Linked DNA regions of Homo sapiens: region 2 is linked to region 1. A link is an interaction called in ENCODE POLR2A ChIA-PET data of the cell type or tissue named here. Cell type or tissue: PC-9. All regions are shown on one strand.

Region 1 (5,000 bases):
TTACTTGATCTGGAAGTTTAAAATTTGGACTAAAAGGTTTTATTGAAATAAAGCCTCTTAAAATGAAAAATCATATACTTTTAACATCACTTTTAAGCTAATAAATATAAGAATTCTTTTGGAAATTAGAGGTGGAAACACACTGGAACCTCATGATAATTGACCCTCTGGATCACCAGATTAGTTTAATTTAACAGATATGTCCAAGGAAGTTGAGCTATAGGGAGTAAGAAAAAGCATCATGATAACGTCTAGTCAATAACATGGCACTTCAGCAGAGATTCATAGATGATGGTATGCCCATGCATCATTTGCTCTTCAAATATCTATGTGCTTGGAGCCACAGTTTCCTAAGCGCATAGTTTTTGGTCCTGCCTCATGTAAAATAGTTAATGATTATCATTTACTTGGAAAGATTTTACCTGTGAAGTGAAATTCTTTCATTGGGGGTAAGGGTATGAGGTGATCAGGAAGTTTCTTCTGGAATTTTATCAAGTCCTTGTATTCTAAAATAGCCAAGCAAAATGATAGTAAATTCTTTGTCTTTGTTCTTTCAGTCAGAGGTATTTATTAAGTACCTACTGTGTGCTCAGCACTAAAGGTTTGTTGATAAAATGACAATTAAAAAATGGCATTTAGCCAAAGGCCTTTTCAGCCAGGAGTAAGAAAAGATGGTTAGTGATATTTGGAAATACCTGGATATTTGCTAGAGGAAAAATGAAAGCAAAACTTCGTACACAGTGCCTTGCCCATAATAGGTACTCAATAAGCAATTGTTCCTCATAGAGTCTTTTGCCATGATTTATGGTGTTTTTTGAAATTTGTCTTAATTGAAAAAAGACCAAATATTTCAAATGAGCTTATAGGCAGCTGTGGCCAGTGAAAATATGGGGTTGTACAGTTAGTTCCTAGAATGTTATTTTGCACTAGTTGTCACTTAGAAAGATGGGGTTCCTGTAGATTTTTTGGTGCTAAGGGATACTTTGTCATTATGATGAAGTAAGTGTTAAGTGTCAGATAAATAGCACACAGAATAGTTCTTTCTGCTGGTCTGTTTTTTCTCTTCGTTGTTGTTGTTTTTAATTGTAAATTGTTATCAATCAAACTATTGTAGCAGCTACAAAGTAATTCACCAGCATGACAAAATGGTCAAAAAATAAGTCATCAGCACTTAAGAAATGAAAGCAACTTTTGAAATTTTCTGTTAAAATTGTCAAATATATTTTATGAAGAATTTATAAAAGGGGAAAATGATTGTAATTTATTGTTCATGACTTTTTTTTTTAAATAAAGTGAGTTTCAACAAAAAAAAAACTGAAAATTCTACATTGCTGCTTTAGTGGCTCTGTGAGTAGTTCTGTAGTACTTTACTTCATGAGCATAAAATAGAAGGTATAAAATCTGAAACAATGTATTTTTCAGACTTACCTTTTAAATGATTCTGAAATAGAAGTGATTGCCAAGGAAAAGATGATTGAATTATAGGAGTTTCAGCATTTCAAGTTCTCTGAAATTTTAGTGCTGTCTTGCTGTATTTGCTTTGCACACAAGAAGAACTCGTATTGCCAGAGATGAAATTTTTTATTCATTTATCCTTCTGTTTCATTAAGCTGAGGATGCAGCTCAGACTCAGCATAATATATATTAAATAAATGAGAGGATGCAGTTTTTCAATCTATAACTTGAGACGATGGTTTAATTTTCTATTAAAAATTTGGGCCCACTTTTTTATGTTTATCATTTCTGCCTGAAGATACAGTCTATTTAGTGGTCCAATGGAACAGCAGAGGAGAATATGGAAGACAGAAAACAACTCTACATGTGACCTAGTGAAAGTAGGCATCAAGAATTGTGGCTTCAAAAATCAAACCAAAAAAATAGGGGAAAAAAAAAGAATTGTAGCTTCCTACTCTTCTGCTTTCCCTTGGTATAACCTTTATAGACAGGCAAATTTTGCTTTCTAGAGATTGTTTTTAATTGAAGCTTTAAATATTTGTATTTACTAGCATTTTGTAATCCTTTGCAGTTTACAAAGCACCTTCACATGGTTTTTACGTATCTTTTTCACTGAGTTTTACTTAAAATAGGGGCTGATTTCCTGATGAAATTAACAGTAATTACACCAGTTACTGAGATGATGACAAAAGGTTTTACCTTAAGACAGGGTTTTGGTGCCTAATCTCTGACTCCAGTTGGAGTTTTCTCTGACAACGAAGCTTTATCTTTCTCACTGATGTAATGACACTTGGTTGTTTTGGTCTTTTCTTTAAATTCAAATGTTGCTCTCTTTGCCAACCAATCATAGACATCCTGTAAAGTGCAGTGTAATGACAGACGGTTGGTTTGTGGTTAGATAATAACTCCCACTTGAGAAAACCTACAAGGCTGCCACACCTCTTGAAGGCCAAGTGCGTCTTTTAAAGGCAGTACTTTCACCTTTGCAATCATTTTTCATTGCACAGAAGGAAATTGAGAAAAAAAAAAAGCTTGGGCTTTGACTTTACTCTTTTATTTCCTGTTCAGCCCAGTATTTCAAGCTCAGCTTGTTCTGAGCAGAAGTTGGGCAACTTGATATTACCAAAGGCATCCTGGTCTAGCAGAAAAAGCCCAGGCTTTGGAGTAGCAGATGTTGTGTGGTAGCTCATGCCTGTAATCCCAGCACTCTGGGAGGCCGAGGTAGGTGGATCACCTGAGGTCAGGAGTTCGCGACCAGCCTGGGCAACATGGTGAAACCCCATCACTATTTTTAAAAATACAAAAATTAGCTGGGTGTGGTGGCGGGTGCCTGTAATCCCAGCTACTTGGGCGGCTGAGGCAGGAGAATCGCTTGAACCCAGGAGGCAGAGGCTTCAGTGAGCCGAGACCGCACCATTGCACTTCAGCCTGGGCAATGAGCGAAACTCCATCTTAAAAAAAGAAAAAATTCATCAAGCTGCACTTAAAATGTTTACATTTTTCTCTAGGTATGTTATACTTCAAGAAAAATTTTATTTTTAAAAAATGTGCATTGGGGCTACTGGTGACAGCTATTATCAGGCAGAAGGAAAGGACACAGACTTTGAAAATAGACTCTTTACCTTTCTGTTACTAGCTGTGTGACTTTCATGAGTTCCCTAGCCCCTCAAATTCAGTTTCCCACATGTTTAAGCAGAGACAGTACCTGACTCAGAGCGCTGTGAAGATAAAAGGAGCCAATGCATGTAGAAATGCGTGGCATGCTCAGGAAATGTCAGTGCTTCCCGTTCACCCGGGAGGACTCCTAGGAAATGACTCTGAGCTGCCTTTACTGCTAATTTGTACTGCTGATAGGGAGCACGTTGATTGGTTTGTTTAATTTAGCTTACATTTTTACCACAATTATTAGAGAAATACATTCGGTTATGGTGATGTCCTGCGTGTCTCTTTGCCCTGCAGCCCTATTTAAGAACAAGGATAGTTCAATAAAAATCCCCTCAGCCCAGTTTTCTTTCCTCCTTCTACTTGCTGATCACATGATTGATAGTAATTCAGGATGTTTACTGTCTCTTTCACATAGACTACCATGCGTGGAAATTAGGAAAGTAGTAATAAGTACCAAATACTAGAATGACATGCCATTTCTCCTGGCTTTAGGTAGAAGGCAGGGAGCGTTTACTGACGTGATTTGAGAAGCAACAGTAGAAGCACAGCTGTGAGGGCGGCGTGGAGCAGGGCAGCAATGGCTAGAACTTGGAAGTTGGAATTACAGTAGACTCAGTGTTTCTCAACTCTGGCTACTTGTTACAATTTTAACCTGAGGAGGGCAAAAGCAAGCAAAAATCCTGATGACTTCTGCTTCTGGCCATTATGGAGTAACAGGGTTCTATTCCTGCCATAAACAACTCAAATGTCAGACACTGGGAAACTAGCAGTGCACGACAGCAATCCCTGGGAGAAAAGGATCAAATGGGGTGAGCCCTGTGGTTGCCCCAACTTGGAGGGAATCTTTAGGCTGCTGTACAGGGAATAAGTACCTAAACAAGGTTCAACAGTCTCCCTGAGTTGAGGAGACAGAATTTAGGGTTCAGGGAGCACAAGCCAGCTAGGATTCATGGGGCAGAGTATCAGAGAGAGAGAGAGAGACAGATGGTAACAAAGAATTCCAGACCTTGTTGTTTATTTTTTTTCTTTTCTTTTTTGTCCTGTTTTTTATTTGTCGGTGAGAGTTCCAGACCTTTGCAGAAAGTTTTTTTCAAGACATCAGCTGAGGCAGGGCCAGGTAACTCACATCTGTAATCCCAGTACTTTAAGAGGCCAAGCCAGAATGATCACTTGAGCCCAAGAGTTGGAGACCAGCCTAGGCAACATGGTGAAACCCTGTCTCTACAAAAAATAAAATAAAATTATCCAGGTGTGATGGTGTTTGCCTATAGTCCCAGCTACTTGGAGGCTGAGTTGGGAGAATCACCTGAACCCAGGAAAGTCAAGGCTGCAGTGAGCTGGAATCACCACGCTGCACTCCACCCTGGGCGGCAGAGCAAGACCTGCCTTAAAGAAAACATACACACTCACACACACACTCTCTCTCTCTCTCTCTCTCACACACACACACACACTCACACACTCACATTCACACACACAGTATCAGCTAAGTACTAATCAGTCATGCTTATGAAGAAACTATCAGACCTGAATGCAGGAAAGATCCCCTGAAAGGATTAGGCAGAACAATCCTGGAGCTCACACAGGACCAAGAATAATTGATATTTCCACCAGCCAGAACAGAAAGACCTTCTTCCAATATACAGAGCATCACAGAAGAGTATTGTCTCAGTAGTGAGGCCAAGGCTAACAGCTATTCTGGACCTGTCTATCCAAGCTTAAAAGTAAGTCTTGAAAGGTACACAGACAAAATTATAGCAAATTTGATTTAAAGATCTATATTGGCTTTTCTTTGTGATTCTAGAAAAAGGCAACACCTTATTCTATAAAATACAGTGAGTATTCCGATAAGCCAAGCAGAAAAGTATGGTTTTATAGAC
Region 2 (5,000 bases), 230 kb after region 1:
CAGACACACAAATCACATACAGACAGAAACACAGGCACAGTGACACACACGTGCACACATTCACAATACACACACAGTCAATTCACAGCCCCAAGCTCTCTTCCCCTTGAAATTCACCTACCCCTGAACGTGGACACACACGCTTGGATGCACACGTATCTTACACATTCCCACTGGCAGTCCCAGCTATGTCTCACTTCTTCTCGACTCCCATATTTGCCAATCTTGGCCCAGAGAACCTTCTCCCAGGAAGGGGACATAGAAGGATGATGTTTCTGGAGGTCACCTGCCCCCCACTCTAAGTGAGCCCTAGCCTCCCACCTGAGTCTGTCATTATCCACCTGGGCCCAAAATACCCAGGTAGTGGCAGATAGAAACCACCTCCCCCCAGCTAACCCTACTTCTCTTTCCCGTCCCCCTCTCCAAGGTAGCCTCCTCCACCCCCCTTCCCTCTCTCTGCAGCCCTTGTCCCCCAGCCCCTGACTTCTGGGGCATCCAAGCAGGTCTCAGAGCCAGCCTGGGTCCTACATCTCCCTCTTCCTTGGCACGGAAGCAGTCACATTGACCCCTGCTTGGAGGACCCCAGCATTCCTGATTCTGCCTCTGCTACTACAATGCTGCCCAATCCACCGCCATAGGAGCCTAGAAAACCCTGGAGCCCACACAGCAACCTCACTCAACCCTCCACTCTCTGCACAGGGCCAAAGAGGTTTCTTCCAGGCAGGATGGAGCAGTGGTTAGAGCACAGGCACTGGAGTTATAGAAACCTAAGTTCAGATTCTAGCCCCTTCACTTTCTAGTTGACTTTGAGCAAGTGACTTTCAGAGCCTCCTAGAATTAGGTGACAGGGGTTGGGATCAGTCCCTACTCATGGGATGGTTGGGAAGATTAAATAAAATTATGCTTAGAAAACAAATTGCAAATGACAGCCACCCCATCATCCTTAAGCACCCTTCAAAACCCCACCCCAGGCTCATTTCCTCTTCAGGGTCATCCCTGGGAGGTTCCATGTTCATCCCTCCTTGATGAGCTTTGGGGGACATATCCTTCCACCTCTGCGCCCCCCAGGCAGATTTAGGAGAGTCATTTCAACACAAATAAAACTAGGCTTGGGAAACTCGACACCCACTCCTTTGGCTTCCAGCTCAGAGCCAGGTGGGGTAATTATTGCTGTCACTGAGACGTAATTAATAAGCATCCCTGCTATTTTGGCACCCCCAGTCTCTGGAGTTCAAAGTATATTCCTGTAGCCACCTCCTCCTTCCTCATTTTCAGCTACCAAATCCTCTCAACAACTCAAGGCCCAGAGAGGTTAAGCAACTCGCCTCAGGACACCCAGCACCTAGGCTGGGTGCCAATTCCCAGGCTGAGTCTGTGGCCTCCTGAACAGAACTGGGGAGTGGTGTATGCTGTGAAGAAGGCAACCCCCCTTCCTGCCCATCCTCTCCCTGACAGACTTTCCCCTTTCTCAGATGGACAGTGGGGGTGAGAAGCAGTGGGTTCCAGGAGGTAGCCTGTGGGCAAAGGGAGGGAGAGGAAGGCAGGGTTGGAGCAGGGAGGGAAGGCAGAGTCGGCTCAGGGTCCTGAATGAATGGGCCTAGAGCTGGAGAGGCCCAGGGAATAGGCAAAGTCTCAAGACAGGGCAGCCAGGCCAGTCTCCCCTCCCATCTCCACACACAGACCGACCTCTACTCACAGTCTGCGTGGGGACCCAGGTGTCCAGCCAGCCTGGAGCTCCTGCTGCTGGGCCGTGCTCCCCTGATGCGATTGGGCTCTCAGCTGGGGTTCCTGAGGCGGGGCCGTCCGGCACCCTGTGATGGGGCGTGGCCCCTGGGGAGGCTCCCACCAGCCCTCAGATTCCTCAGGGCCGCAGAGGTGTGGAGCTGGTTGGGCCGGTTCTTCACCCTCCTCCCCTGGTGCTTGCCTGTGCCCCAGCAGGGTGACAGTGATGTAGTAGCGGGTCCTCCTGGAAGAGGGACGCGTGTGTAGGGTCTGGGCAGGCTCTGGCAAGGCAGTCCCTGGGGTGGCGGGCTTGCCCTTTGTCCCCTCTGCCCTGGGGAAGGATGCAGGGTGGAGCAGCAGGGGTGCGTCTTCCAGGTTGCTGGGTGGCTCAGGCCTCAGAGGGACCTCTGAAGCTGTGGGTGGAGACTGCTGACAGGTGCAGCCTGAGGATCCCTGCTCCCCATGTCCAGGAGCAGGCCCTGGGTATTGGGGGAGCCTGGTACGAGCAGACTCTCCTGAGGCCACTTCCAGGGCCAGGCTCTCAGGCCCCAGGGAGGCATGGCTGGCCAGGTCGAAGGCGCTGCCCACCGCTGGCCTCTGTAGGCGCCCCAGGGACTGAGCAGGACCCCCCGAGATTCCTTGTTGCTTCCAAATCCAGAAATCATCATGGTCCCCTACATGGATGTCCCATTCTGAGCAGCTCTGGCCTTGGGCCTGGGTGAAAACAGAGATAGACACTGAGAGAGGCAGGGGCATAGTGACAGCTCCCCCTGCCCTCCAGGCACCCCTGGTACCTGGTATCTTCCCTGTCACAAGGAAGCTGAACAGGGCTCTGACACCAAGGTAAGCTGCCCTAGGGAGAGGCTGCTAAGGCCACCAGAGCTGGACAAAGGGACAGAGCTCTGGGAAGGCCCTTCAGCATTTAACTCACCCCTTCCCATTCTACGTAAGAGGAAAGTGGGGCCCAAAGAAGACGGCGACATGACTGAGATCACACAGCAAGCCAGCGAGGGCTCCCAACGCTCAGGTGCCGCACTCCCTCCCAGGTGACAAGGCACCCAGGGCCTGGCCGGCCATGCCCCCCAAAGGCTGGAGATCTCAGCTTCCTTGCAGTCCTGAGGTGCTTCCCCGCCCTGGGGCTGAGGGCTGGGTGGGAAGGCCTGCCTCAAGTGCCCATGGCCTCTGCCCATTCCAAGCTAACAGAGAGACTGCGGCCACCTCTCTTGTACCCTCCCAGCTTGAGACAGAACACCTGGGAGGATGTACCTGGGATATAAGGGAGCCAGAGAAGAGGGTTCCCCTGAAATGGGACAACACCTGACCTCTTCTGCTGTCTTCCCCTGGGGTCCAGCCTGGCTGTGGGGATAAGAGGAGAGGGCTCAGCACCCCAGACCCAGATGGACACTGCCCCCAAAACGACCCGTTTTAAAAGATGGGCTGTTTCCTTGGCAACAGAGGAGGTCAAAATTCCGCCTAGCAGGGATCCTTGCTGCCAAATGCCTTAATTTACTCATCTATGAAACAGATGCAGCCTCTCATTCCCCAGGGGCTGACCACCTCAAGAGACAAGAGTACAGTGATGAACCTGGAGGCTTGGATCGAGGCAACCTGGGCTTGAATCTCCGCCCTGCTGCTTCCTATAATAGCTGCAGTACCGTTTGTATTTCAGTTTCCTCATGTGGAAAATGGGTGTGATAATAACAGTACCTGCCTCCTGAGAGTGTGGTACAGATGGTACAAGATAGTCCATGCAGAGGGCCCAACACATGACAAGTAGGCAATTAAACACTGGCAATTACTCATGGTATTCAAGACCCAAGAGAGACACATGGCTGCTTGAGCCACCTCCAGAGGAGGCTGCCCTCACTCCTCCAAGGGAAGAACACTTTTTCACTGTTCAATTCAGGGCTCAGGTCCTTACTGCAGATGAGGAAACTGGGGCAGGAGGTTAAGCCACTAGCCCAGCCTCACCCCTGAGGGGCCATGCCAGGAAGTGGGGAAGAGGGACCAAAGATGGAAGGCGGTCAGGCCAAAGAAGAGAATGGAGAGAAGCGAGGCCCCTCTGCCCCTACATCCCTCCCCAGAAGATCCCAGCTTTAGGAAGTCACATTTCCTGAAAGTCCGGGCCCCAACCATGCGGGATGTCCCATATCCATTACTTTATCTCCCACAACAGCCTTGAGAGTGGAGCATTATTGTCCCCATTTTGCAGAAGGGAACACTGAGGTTTCAAGGAGGGGAATGATCTGCCCAGGGTCACATGGTGGATCAGTGGCAGAGGGAGGACTGGAGCTCCGGTTGTCTGACTTGTTGGTCCGGGTTCTCACAACCTGCTCAGCCCTCCCAGAGCTCCTGCCCTCCCCACTCCCCTTTGGATTTTCTCCTACCTTGAGGCTGACATTGCAGGTGGTACCCTGGGCTAGGTCAGAGCAGCTCCGGCCATCCAGAGGCCTGGGAAGGAAGCACACGGGGAAGAGAATGAAGTAGCCTCCTCCTGTGCCAACACCATCACCCCCAGTCTGGACCCGGAAGTCCTCTCCCCCAACCTTTTCTCAGGGCCCACAGCCCAGCAGGATGAACTCCTAACACATTTTGGGGAAGGTCTATGTGGCAGCCTCCTCTCTGTTCCCTCTCCCAGCTGTCCACTTCACCCCCAGAGGCAAAGAAAGAGACAGGAATGGGCTTGATTGCAAAATGGGGGCTGGGCCTGTTATGGGGCTGGAATACAGAGAAAGACAGTGCCCTGATAATGCAAAAGTTGGCCGTTTGCTGAGGCCCTCCTGTGTGCCAGGCTTGGCACTAGGCATTGTACCTACATGATCTCCCCTAAGCCTCACAGTAATCCTAGAAGGTGGATATTAGTGCCCCCTGTTTCTCGGATACAGAAAATGAGGCCCAGAGAGGTGAAATGGCTTGCTTAGACTCCACTCCAAAGGTTGGCTGGACACCACGGCATGAATAGGGGCCAGGTAGGAAAGTGCCTTGGATCCTCCTCTGCGCACTCCATACCCCCAGCAATCAGCAGGGGTCAGAGGCCCCTGCCTCGGTACCGGGTTCCCATTCCCAGGGCGGGTGAGATCGGAGAGCAAGTGTAGCATGGCCAAGAATCATCACTCCAGCCCTGCAGATTGCCTGAGCAACCCCTCCTGGCCCTCCCCACCCCTGACTCATTTGCACCTCCAAGTCCAGAGAGGGAGGGGCAGTGCCGCCTGGGCCTATAGGGCAGGTTTCTGCCAGACAGGGTAAAGGGGGAGGGCGTGTCTTCCAGGCGGGGGCGG

What was found. Peaks named below come from ENCODE experiments on the same cell type or tissue, not always from the same donor. Only the 100,000 strongest peaks of a DNase experiment are listed, where the experiment ranks them.
Region 2: POLR2A ChIA-PET joins it to region 1 with 5 read pairs; 2 of 35 experiments call an interaction of 5 or more read pairs at or near these places.

The regions. Positions count from the first base shown.
Region 1 is chr1:26,124,230-26,129,229 of GRCh38, forward strand. PDIK1L (PDLIM1 interacting kinase 1 like) reads left to right here. Exons shown (of 3, transcript NM_152835.5): 3 at 1-1,326. Among named protein-coding and RNA genes, the nearest start is that of PDIK1L, 15 kb to the left of the region's middle. RefSeq lists a silencer at 4,429-4,723. In PC-9, no CTCF peak of the experiment used is centred here; a DNase peak (open chromatin) is centred at 2,442; H3K4me3 peaks cover 886 bases; H3K27ac peaks cover 3,651 bases.
Region 2 is chr1:26,352,350-26,357,349 of GRCh38, forward strand. It overlaps CRYBG2 (crystallin beta-gamma domain containing 2), which reads right to left and starts at 1,781. Exons shown (of 20, transcript NM_001039775.4): 1 at 1,687-1,781. In PC-9, no CTCF peak of the experiment used is centred here; a DNase peak (open chromatin) is centred at 1,892; H3K4me3 peaks cover 2,447 bases; H3K27ac peaks cover 4,101 bases.